Linked DNA regions of Homo sapiens: region 1 is linked to region 2. The links are chromatin contacts, found by Hi-C or POLR2A ChIA-PET in ENCODE. All regions are on one chromosome and are shown on one strand. The core of a region is the stretch at or near the end of the contact, and the rest is flanking DNA. Distances in the headings are between cores, read along the strand shown.

Evidence for each region. A loop is a pair of places that touch in the nucleus more often than their neighbours do. ChIA-PET counts read pairs that join two places held with the same protein, here RNA polymerase II (POLR2A). Pooled maps may share reads with other maps.
Region 1: a loop to region 2 is called in a map with no recorded cell type, with 3 times the contacts of the local background. The contact joins the enhancer-like site here to the promoter of SETD7 in region 2. A Hi-C loop is called at or near these places in 1 of 37 single-sample maps with no recorded cell type and 1 of 50 pooled maps. POLR2A ChIA-PET finds 5 or more read pairs at or near these places in 1 of 52 experiments (A549).

What each region holds. Positions count from the first base shown.
Region 1 is chr4:140,826,425-140,831,610 of GRCh38, forward strand. No RefSeq gene overlaps it. Among named protein-coding and RNA genes, the nearest start is that of TBC1D9, 73 kb to the left of the region's middle. RefSeq lists an enhancer at 1-321. Within about 2 kb of position 3,612, at least 3 of the 41 ENCODE cell types and tissues checked have a DNase peak (open chromatin) inside an H3K27ac peak, as active enhancers do.
Region 2 is chr4:139,553,458-139,558,487 of GRCh38, forward strand. SETD7 (SET domain containing 7, histone lysine methyltransferase) reads right to left here and starts at 2,762. Exons shown (of 8, transcript NM_030648.4): 1 at 2,641-2,762. The coding sequence starts at 2,680. RefSeq lists silencers at 2,070-2,259, 2,390-2,559, 2,620-2,679, 2,900-3,009 and an enhancer at 3,750-3,919.

The DNA of each region.
Region 1 (5,186 bases), core at 2,362-4,861, 1.3 Mb after region 2:
TGTCTTCTGTGTCGCTCACTTTGGGAGCTGTAGACTGGAGCTGTTCCTATTTGGCCATCTTGGCTCCACCTGCTTTTTTTTTTTTTTGAGACGGAGTCTCACTCTGTCACCCAGGTTGGAGTGCAGGGGCGTGATCTCGGCTCACTGCAAGCTCCGCCTCCCAGGTTTATGCCATTCTCCTGCCTCAGCCTCCTGAGTAGCTGGCACCACAGGCAATGTATTAGAACTTCTTTAGGTCCAACAGCAAGACACGGTGCAGAGCAGGAGAATTTCCTACCAGTTAGGTGGTAACCAAGAATAATTCTAGACAACAGCTAAGTGATGACAGGTGTAATCTTCCTGCATACATGGTTTCAGTGTCAAACGCACTATTTCAGTTTCTAACATATTCAAGCACGGACAATATATGAAACATGCACATTTGTGTACTGTGTGGAGCACCTTTTGTTTTTCTGGCTATTGTTGTCTTGGTTCCTCTAATTTGCTTCCAGTTTGTGCAGGGCATGCCTAACAGTGAGCTGGAGGTCTGGATCTTGCAGGGGTTTGTCCCATAGTTTGGGTGACTTGGATAGGACCTGAACTTGTCCTACTGGAGCTGGTGTCCACTTGCTTAAGAGTGGCTAGTTCTTTCACTCAAAGCTGCTGCTCTGGAGAGCCATAGGTAGGTGTAGGAAATGGAGGTACAATGAACTTTCTAATCACTTCCCTTATGATAAGAATGCCTTTATATTTGTATCTGATATCTGTGTTACAAAGCACTTTCAAGTTGCTAAATATTATGATTTCTGTAAGAATCTTGTTGTCAGGAAGGATTATTATCCAGAGTCCACAAATGGAGAAACTGAGAAACCTAGGGATAAGAAATAAGGAGTAAGAACAAATGTTACTTTTTGTTACCATTTACTGAGCACCTACTAGGTACCAGTCATGGTCATCACTGCTGTATTCATATGATCACTGATTTGGGTATCAGACCTTAATCTCATTTCATTGACAAAGAATCTGATGCTAAATTGCTCAGTTAGGTAAATGTTTTCCTCAAGGATACAGAGAAAGTTCCAGAGCTGGATATAAACTCAGGCTCCTGTGGCTCCAAATCTCAGGGTCTTTCTACCATATCACACTTAGGTGATTTGCTCAAGGAAGCCGAGGTCTTCTGACTTTAGAACTAATTTGCTTTCCAATGCATCAAGATATCTCTTTGTGGTATAATCTTCTTATAGCTATTTTAAAGCTCCTCTTTAACTGATGTGCTCTCCTATATTCCCTTTCTCACATACCTAGATTTCCCTAAGAAGAATGTCCAACTAAAAATGATGTTTCCTAACATGGCTTGGTAGCACTTCGGGTTATAGCCAAATCATGATATTCTCAAAACAAAGGCAAGCTTAATTGCCTTTTTTTTCTTTTAAATAAAAAAGAAAATACATACTGAGCAGCACTTTTTAGAAAGAAGAGGGTGGCATTATGGAATATTATTATCCTAGGCAAGCCTTGGGTTTGGAGCATTTCCACTTCTATTAGTCAAGGATCTTTCATTGAAAGAAAATTAACTCAAAACATCTTCAGGAACAAAGGCATTGACTAGTTCAGATTCATGAAAGGTCTTGGGTAGACTACATGCTGGCTCTGTCTTTTTCCACTTCTTACCTCTGTTTTCCTCTGTGTTGTTTTCATTCTCAGAGAGGCCCTCTCTAAGGGACAATGTATTAGTTTGCTAGGGCTGCTGTAACTAAGTACCATATGCTGGTGGTTTAGGCAACAGAAATCTATTGTCTCCCAGTTCTGGAGGCTGGAGGTCCAAGATCAAGACACAAACAGGGTTAGTTCCTTCTTACGGCTATGAGGCAGAGTCTTTTCCAGGCCTCTCTCCTTGGCTTTTAGACAGCTGCCTTCTCCCTGTGTCTCTTCACATTATCTTCCCTCTATGCCTCTGTCTCTGTCTGTCTGTGCCAAAGTTTCCCTTTTTATAGAGACATCAGTCATGTTGGATTAGGACCTACTATAATGATCTTATTTTTAATTGTAAAGACTGCATCACCAAATAAGATCATATTTTGAGGTCCTGGGAGTTAGGACTCCAACATATGAATTTGGCAGACAGGGGGGCAATTCAGCTTATAACAAGTGGGAAGATTGCTACTCCAGAGTTACAAGGTCTGGGTAGTTCCCAATCCTAGAGAAAAGTGAGCCACCCTCAAAGCATAGAATCTCCTGCGAGTCCGACTGTCTCTGGCTGGTCAGGTGTGCATATCTTAGACCCATCCCTGTGGACATGTGGATGGTTTCTGGAGTGGTGGGGAGCCACAAGTGTTTTTTGTTTGTTTGTTTGTTTGTTTGTTTGTTTTGTAGTATAAGTGGGTGGAGTCAGCTCCTCTTCTCCAGTAACTTCCTCCTTAAGCCACTGTCCAATCAGCAATATAACCTATGGGATTTTCAGTGTTCTAGGGGCAGCTCTGCCAAAAAAGGAGAATGTTTCCTGACTCCCCAAAAGCTAGAGGTCACCTTCATCATAAAGGGTTTTATTTATTTGCTTGTTTCTTTTAATCAAGACAACACCAATAGCAAGAATTTTATGGTCTAGGGATGAGCCAGTGGACTTTATGGAGCTAATGATGTTCCTTGGAAAATCAGAAGCCCACTCAACTATGTTGTTTCTTAGATTCATTCATGTATAGTCAAGCTGGGCTAACTGTTCTTACAATCCCCAAATTTAGTGAATTCACACAATAAAGGTGTATTTTTTGTTCATGTCATCATCCAATTCAGGACAAGGGGTCTCTGCCCCATTCAGTTGTTTGGGGACTCAGGCTTCTTCCACTTGGCTTCTTTGCCATGGGCCTTGGCGTCTTCTACTGGGTCATCTGCATCTGCCTGGCACACGGGGAGAGATGATGTGGAGGGTTGGTGTGGAGATTTTAGAGGACTATCCTGAAAATGGCACCCATGATTTCTGCACATGTTCTATGGGCCAGAACTCTGTCACATGGCCTCTTCTAGATGGAAGAGGCTAGGAAATGTAATCTAAAAGCATGCTCAAGAGAAAGGAAAAGTGGATTTGTTGGGCATCTGACTATTTTCTGCCACAACCTACCCATCCATCCACTTATCCATCTATCAACCTACTTAACATTTTTTTTTTTACACCTATTGTGTGTCAGGCACTTTGTTCATCAGGAGCTCACAGTTTCTGGGAAACAGGCTGAAAAAATGACCTCTACAATAGGGTTGGTGTTACAGGGAGATGTAAATAGGGCACTAGGGAAATATTAAAGAAGGAAAAACTCACTCTGCCTAGGGGTTGGGAAAGCCTTTCAGGAGTGAGGCTTAAACTGGACTTTGAGGAAGAAGTAGGATAGTGCAAGGGCATTCCATAGAAGGAACAGCATGGAGGAAGTCATGGAGTTGTGGAAAAGCATGATGTGTTTGAGAAATAGCTAGTAGTCCAGTGCAGCTGGAGGATAGAGAGTGTTGAGAAACTTCTCCCTCCCTAGGACTTTGGAGTGGCCTAAGAGGATGACTCCAGTCTTGTTGCCACTGGATTTGAATCTACAGTTCATTAGGTTATTATCTACAGTTTCCTGTTTCTTTGTTTCACATAGTTTTTGATCCTCATATGCAACAAACACCTGTCATGGGCCTGAGAATTCTCTAGTTCTAGGGAGAAGCAGAGAATGAAAAGTGGAACAGAGAAAAGGGAGGAGCCCATGTTTTGGTCCAATTCCCCTTGAAGTCTTAAGTTTGAATGTCATAGGTTTACCTTGAAATTTTATTGTGCAAGATTAACTAAATGAACACAATTGCTTTAACAGAATCTGAAGTAAATCAATATCTTCACCTCCCTCTGAAATAAATCAACAGCTGCTGAATATTTTAACATTGACCGCTCCTCTCCCAATTTACATAATTTTGTTATTTTTTATAAGTAAATTTAATGAGGGTCTGTTGGTAGTAAACTTTCTTAGTATCTGTCTATCTATCTATCTATCTATCTATCTATCTATCTATCTATCTATCTATCTATCTATCTATCTGGAAAATGTCTTTATTTAGGCAACAGACTAGGGACCAGGAAGGATGATTAAATATAGGCTCTGCCTCTCTGGTCTATAGCCTGCCTGGTGACATTACTTTCCATTTAGTCTCTCAATACATCTGTATTCTCTTTCAGTGACCATTTATATGAGGCTCTTACAAGTGCTTTATATTCTCCCATGCCAAACCTGTTTTTGATATAACATTTAAGTTAGGAATCTTTTGGAAAATCCTCAAAGAACTGTCCCTTTACCTAAAGGATACATCCAAGAGGCAGGATTGTGGAAGCTGATTTACAAACGGTGAAGCCAATGGAAAAATTGGTTTCTACAAGCCATAATTTAGATTTTACTACTGGCCTATCATTTTTGAAAATAAACCTATAATTGTGGAATATTTTTAGATTTACATTAAAGTTGCAAAAATACAAAGAGTTCACATGTGACTCTTACCAGATTCAGTTTCCCCTAATGCTTTCATTTTGTATTACTGACGTGCACTTATCAAAACTAAATATATACATTGATATGTTACTATTAACTAAACTGCAGACTTTATTTAGATTTCACCATTTTTTTCCCATGAATGCCCCTTTTCTGTTATAGGATCCCACTAAGGATATTATAACATTGCATTTAGTCATCCTATCTCCTTAGTCTCCGCTGGTCTGTGACAGTTTCTCAAAGACTGATCTTGACAGTTTTGAATAGTGCTAGTCAGGTATTTTGTAGAATGTTCCCCAATTTGTCCATTAGACAAATTGTCCAACAAATGGTTAGAGTGGGGTTATAGGCTTATGGTGAAGACTACCACACAGATGAATTACTCTTCTTATCACATCATATCAGGGGATACATTGGTCCATCATTTTAAAGACTCGATTTCTTTGTTGTTGTTGTTTTTTCTCTCGAATCTCATGACAGATTAAGAATTGATTTCTTTTCTTAGAACCTTGAAAGGCCTTTAGGTTACTTCTTTCTTCATATGATATATCCTATGCAAATCTCTCCTGATTTGGCTCCTTACAATCTGCCGACAAACATTCTCTAACCTCTCCCACACTGCAGACACTTTGTCTTTTAATTCTGCCCTTCCCTCAAGCTGCTTATCTTCCTCTCCATCCTTCCCTTTCTACCTCTCTCTCTCTCACC
Region 2 (5,030 bases), core at 1,512-4,011:
ATCAAGTGTTTCATAAATTTGACTAACTCATTAAAAATAAAAAATGTAGGAAGACAGTTTGGTCTGGTGGAGGGCTGTTTTGGAAGTCCAAGCCAGTCTCTCCACCTCACTGAGTGTTCTTGGATTAGTCCTTAACTTCTGTATGCCTCAGTTCCCGCCTCTGTAAAATTAGGATAATATTAGTACCCACCTCATAAGACTGAATAAGACTGAATGGATAATGTCTGTGAAACACTTAGCACAGAGCCTGCACTTAATAAGAACTAAACAATTATAGCAATGATAATAATAGCTATGACAATGAAACTACTGAGAACAGAGGCTCTGTTTATGGAAAGAGGTAGATTAGTTGGTACTTAAACACTAAGATATTCAGACTAGCTTCTCTTTGGGAAAGAACAGAAGCAGTTTATACCAGTCCCCTATGTAAGTGTTAGATGTTATGTAAAGACTATTGCAAACAGCACTAAAAAGGCCAAGAATGGCTGGACAAGAGTGCACGCACAGGTACGGTTTACTGCATGTGCACACACACACTCCTGGCACTGTGCAAGTTAGAGCCTGAGATGCTTCTAGGGGCTTTTAAAGATTCTGTGCTGCTCTAATTGTTTAGTTAGCTACAACTGAGTGACCATGTGTCCCAGATTGCCCCAGACATTCAAGGCTTAAGCTACCTGCCCCAGCATCATTATTAATAGTGTGCCCTCTCATTCTCAAGGGGGTTCTGATTTTGGACAATAATGTACATAATTACCCTATAAAACAAAACCATCCCTGTTTATATGAACTTCCCTGTTTTCGAATCCAGTGGATGTTCTCAAAAAACAATACTGCCATTTCTAAAGCTCTTGGTCACAGTCTGCAAAGGAGCCTGAGGACTATGGACAACTGGACATATGTTTGTAAACAGCTTCAAAGGGGAATGGATGTGGTTTAACATGGAGAACAGTACCAGCAATTAAGGGTTTGTATTTAATTTTTACAAGTAAAAGTAAACGTTGAAGAAAGAGAGCAAGCCCTAACAATCTGAGATCATTTTTCCTTTATCTTTCACAACATGGAGGCACAAGAAGTCAACAACTTTTAACTTCTCAGAAGGCTCCCTGTGGATCAACTCAATCAATGTATCTGGGCCTCACTCCAGTAAGCCCCAACATTGGCTTTATTTATTAGAGAGATAAATAGCTCTGTGAGTTCACAACATGGTGAAAATTTTCTTAACAAAAACCACAGTCTTTAATTGGCTTCGAAGTTAGATGAAGAAATAAGTTTTAATATTGGCATTACATTGGATACTTTTCAAGAGTTCAGAAATATTAGTCTGCTTAATCTCCCCTTAAGATCTCAGAAGCACTGCAAAGGGAGTTATGTTTATGAAAACATTAAAACTGATTTTTCCCTAGTGTAACAATAACCATGTATCCTTATGCATTTGTAGTGTCGCCACTTTTTTTCTTTATCCTTCGTCAGAACTTGTGTTTATACAAATCAGACAGAAACCAGATTCAACCAACAGCTAAAAATTATTTACTCACATGCTTAGTTTAAAACATTCTGGTATCATACCACACCACACTGAAAAACATCACGACGTACTGTATGGAGTGGAACCAAATAAATACGCTAAAGAGTATTTTCCAGTATTCGCTGTTACAAAATCATAACATCCTATGATACAAACAACGAGATTGTATAACGTCCCCACATCGTTTTTTCAGAACTAACAAAAAAAAAAAAAAAAAGGTGGAGAAACTCAGCAAAACAAAGTGGCGAGAAAAGTCGGGGGAGGGGCGGTAGAAGAGAAGGGGCGGAGAAACACGACACTGAGGCGGTGATATCACCCACAGCCAACGGCATGGAATTCAGAAAGTTAAGTGTCACCCAGCAATCTCGGTGCGGACTCGCGGCGCGCCTGCACAGCGTGGCGGCTGCATCCCAGCCAAGCAGGAAGGGGGAGGGGGAGGCCTGACTGAGTTCGCTCGGGGGCAGCTGAGGGGAGGGCTGCCCGCCTCCCGGACGGCGCACGTTCGAGTCCCGGGTCGGGAGACTTGTCCGTCGCCCGACAATGATTTCATCTTTTCGGAAGAGCTGCCGCCTGGGCCGCGGCTGCCACGTGCCTGGTCTGGCCCCGTGCGCTGCGCCGGGGGACCTACCCGGACGGGGCCGCGGCCGCCGCGGGGCGCAGAGGCAGCAGAAGGGAAGGGCTGGCGGCCGGGAGGGGATCGGGGTGGCCAAAACTGGGCTAGGGGATTGCTCCGCGGAGTCCGCCGGCCTCAAGGGGCTGCCCTGCGGAGTGCACCCACCCTCCGCGCCCAAAGGCGGAAAGGCCAGAGCGCGGGGCAGGTTTCGCAACTCCGAGGGTGGATGCAGGCTGTGGCCGGGCGGGATGGAGCGGCCGTGCGTTTCCAGCGCCCCCGGCCTGGCGGAGCCCCATTCTCGGCCTGCGCCCCGCCGCGCAGTGCGCGCTCCCGGCGGCGTGACCGTGGCTGTCGGGCCCCCGCCCGAGCCGGGCAACCGGCCACCCGTGTAGGGGACAGTGGCGGCCGCGGGGCCCGGCGCCGCGCTGTTCGCAGCCCGCCACTCCTTCCGCGCTCCAGGCCCTCTGCGCCTCCTCCCCCGGCCCCGGAGAAATGCTTGTACCTTCCACCGCCTCCTCCACCATCTCGTCGTCGCTATCCATGGCGGCTGGGGACACTGCCCAGCTCGGGGCTGCGCGGCTGCCTCCCGTCCCTCTGGGTGCTCCCGGCGGCTGAGCGAGCTCTGGGGCTCGCGAGTTTGGAGGAGGAGGAGGAAGAGGAGGAGCAGTCGGGGCTGGCTCGCACTGCCTCCCCCTACAGCCCTTTCAATTCCTTGGCCTTCAGCTGCTGCGGCAGCAGCCGTCGTCCCCCCTCCCTTCGCCCACTTGCCCCTCGCCTCGGAGGCTCCGGTGTGCCGCCTTGGCCGCTGCCGCTGCTGCAACTTTCTCCTGTAATACCCTCTCTTTGTTATCGAGCAGCTGATCCGCTGACATCACCCAGCGCCGGTGCGCTCCCTCCCTCGCTGATTGACAGTTCCCTGTCCCTTTCCAGAAGTAAGGCTCCTTAAAACGAAAGGCGCTCCGGGGCCGCGCGTATTCCGCGTCCCAGCCAACCCGCCTCCGGCCCGTCAGCGTTTCTCTTTTGCTTAGGTGCGGCTTGGCGCGCCCCGAGCGCTCAACGCGGTCCTGGGCGCTGCGGGCTTCTCGCGGACACTTGGACCGCCCGTAGGGGCTCCGAGCTCCCGACCTCCCGTTGTGCCGGGAGCAACTTGAAAGTCCGTCGTGCACTGTCCGTGTTCCCTCGAGACAACCTCCAAAGTGCCAGGGAAGCTAAGGAAGCGTTTCTGACGCTCTGGCGCCTGGACTTCCTCTCACCCTCGCCCCCACATCACCCCGTCGCCACCGGGAGCTGCACGAGTGCGACACGCAAGGGAGCGCAGGTGTCCTCGCGGTCCCGCATCACATCCGCAAGCCGATTTCCCCAGCTCGGGGGCTGTTATCTGGCCCGGATTCCGCAGGATGGCGGGTCCACCCCAGCGCCCCCACTCCCCGCCCTCCTTCGGGTCGCCAGGCCCTCGGGTGATTCAGAAATTCATCAAATCCAAATGGCAGCGGGCTCTCTGTCAGGCAGGAAACAAGCCGCACCGAAGGCTCGGCAGGTTCCTCCTTGCTGCTGTGGTAATGGAAAAGGAGCCGCCGAGTGGAGCTAACGAGGAAGGAAGGACCCTCCGTCTGGCGCGCCTCTTTCCCGCGCCTCCCGCCCTGTACGTGTGATGTCCCCAGCTGTCTCTCTGTTTCTCCAAGTGCCAACCACTTCACAGATTCAGGCGTCCTCAAGTGGAGAAAACCATTGGGCACCCGGCTTCCGGCCCGGCCACTTAGTGTCGTTATGGCGCTGCCTCTTACAGGTGGCGGTAAAGGGCGACTGTAAATAGCCGATTAAACAGATGTAAATGTACACAATGTACCGTGGAATTACCGGGTGCCGCTCTGGGCACCCGCCAAGAACAGCTACTGCATGGAGGGGAGGAGGGAGCAAAAAAAAAGTAATTCCATTTTGTTTTCTGATCAATGAATGAGACTTTGGGGATTTCAAAATACTTCCAGCGCCCAGGAGACTACTCCTTGCTTTTGGCTCTGTGCTTAAATGGTAGATATTTTTGTCAAGTATTGCCGGCTTGTTTCTTAAAGTCAGCTTTTCCTCTATGAAAAAGAGAACAATGCTAGGGACATTAGCCCCACACACTTCCAGGAATTTCAGCCCCTTTGACTGTTTTAGAAAGGGGAGGGTCCTGGACCAGAAGTTAGGAGACTTGAGTCCTGGTGCTGCTCACCTGCAGAGGTGTCTTGGGAGCCCAGCCAGCCAGCCTGAATTCCTCCAGATTAGAGGCTTAGTCTACATTGACATAAGGTCCTTGGGGCTTAGGCTAGAGCACTCTGAGGTTCTTTGGCTCAAGCAAGACACCCTCTAGCTTAGTCTATACCTCTCTGAAGTCTCTTGGCTTAGGTTTGACCTCCTTAAAGTCCTCCAGTGCAGATACTGGGAGTCCAAGGCTAAACAGAGAAGGTGTACGTGCAGTGGAAGATGAAAGAGCCACTTTAGGTTACATCATTTTCAAACATGAACCACAGAAACAGGATTTTATATCTGATTTTTAAAAAGCCATCATTTACTGAGCTCGGTCACTCACTGGTTTTGAATTATATGATATTTTTTCTCATTTAACCTTTTTACATATCACCCCCTCCCTTGCATATTATACTGGTGCACTAAAACATACCAGATACTCGTCTTCCCCAGTTTCCAGTTGATTTTCAGGGTGAAAAACAATGCTGAAAGCTGAAGGAAGCAGCAAAAAGACTTTATTCTCTTACTCAAAGGCAGTGAGGCAGGGCTGGGAGGCTGGAAGAAATCTCTCAAGACGTACAGAAGACACAGTTTCATGGTGGGTGGGTACGTGTGGGAGTGAAGGAGAGGGGAGGAATCATGTTGCAAGTGTCCAACTGTCCCCTT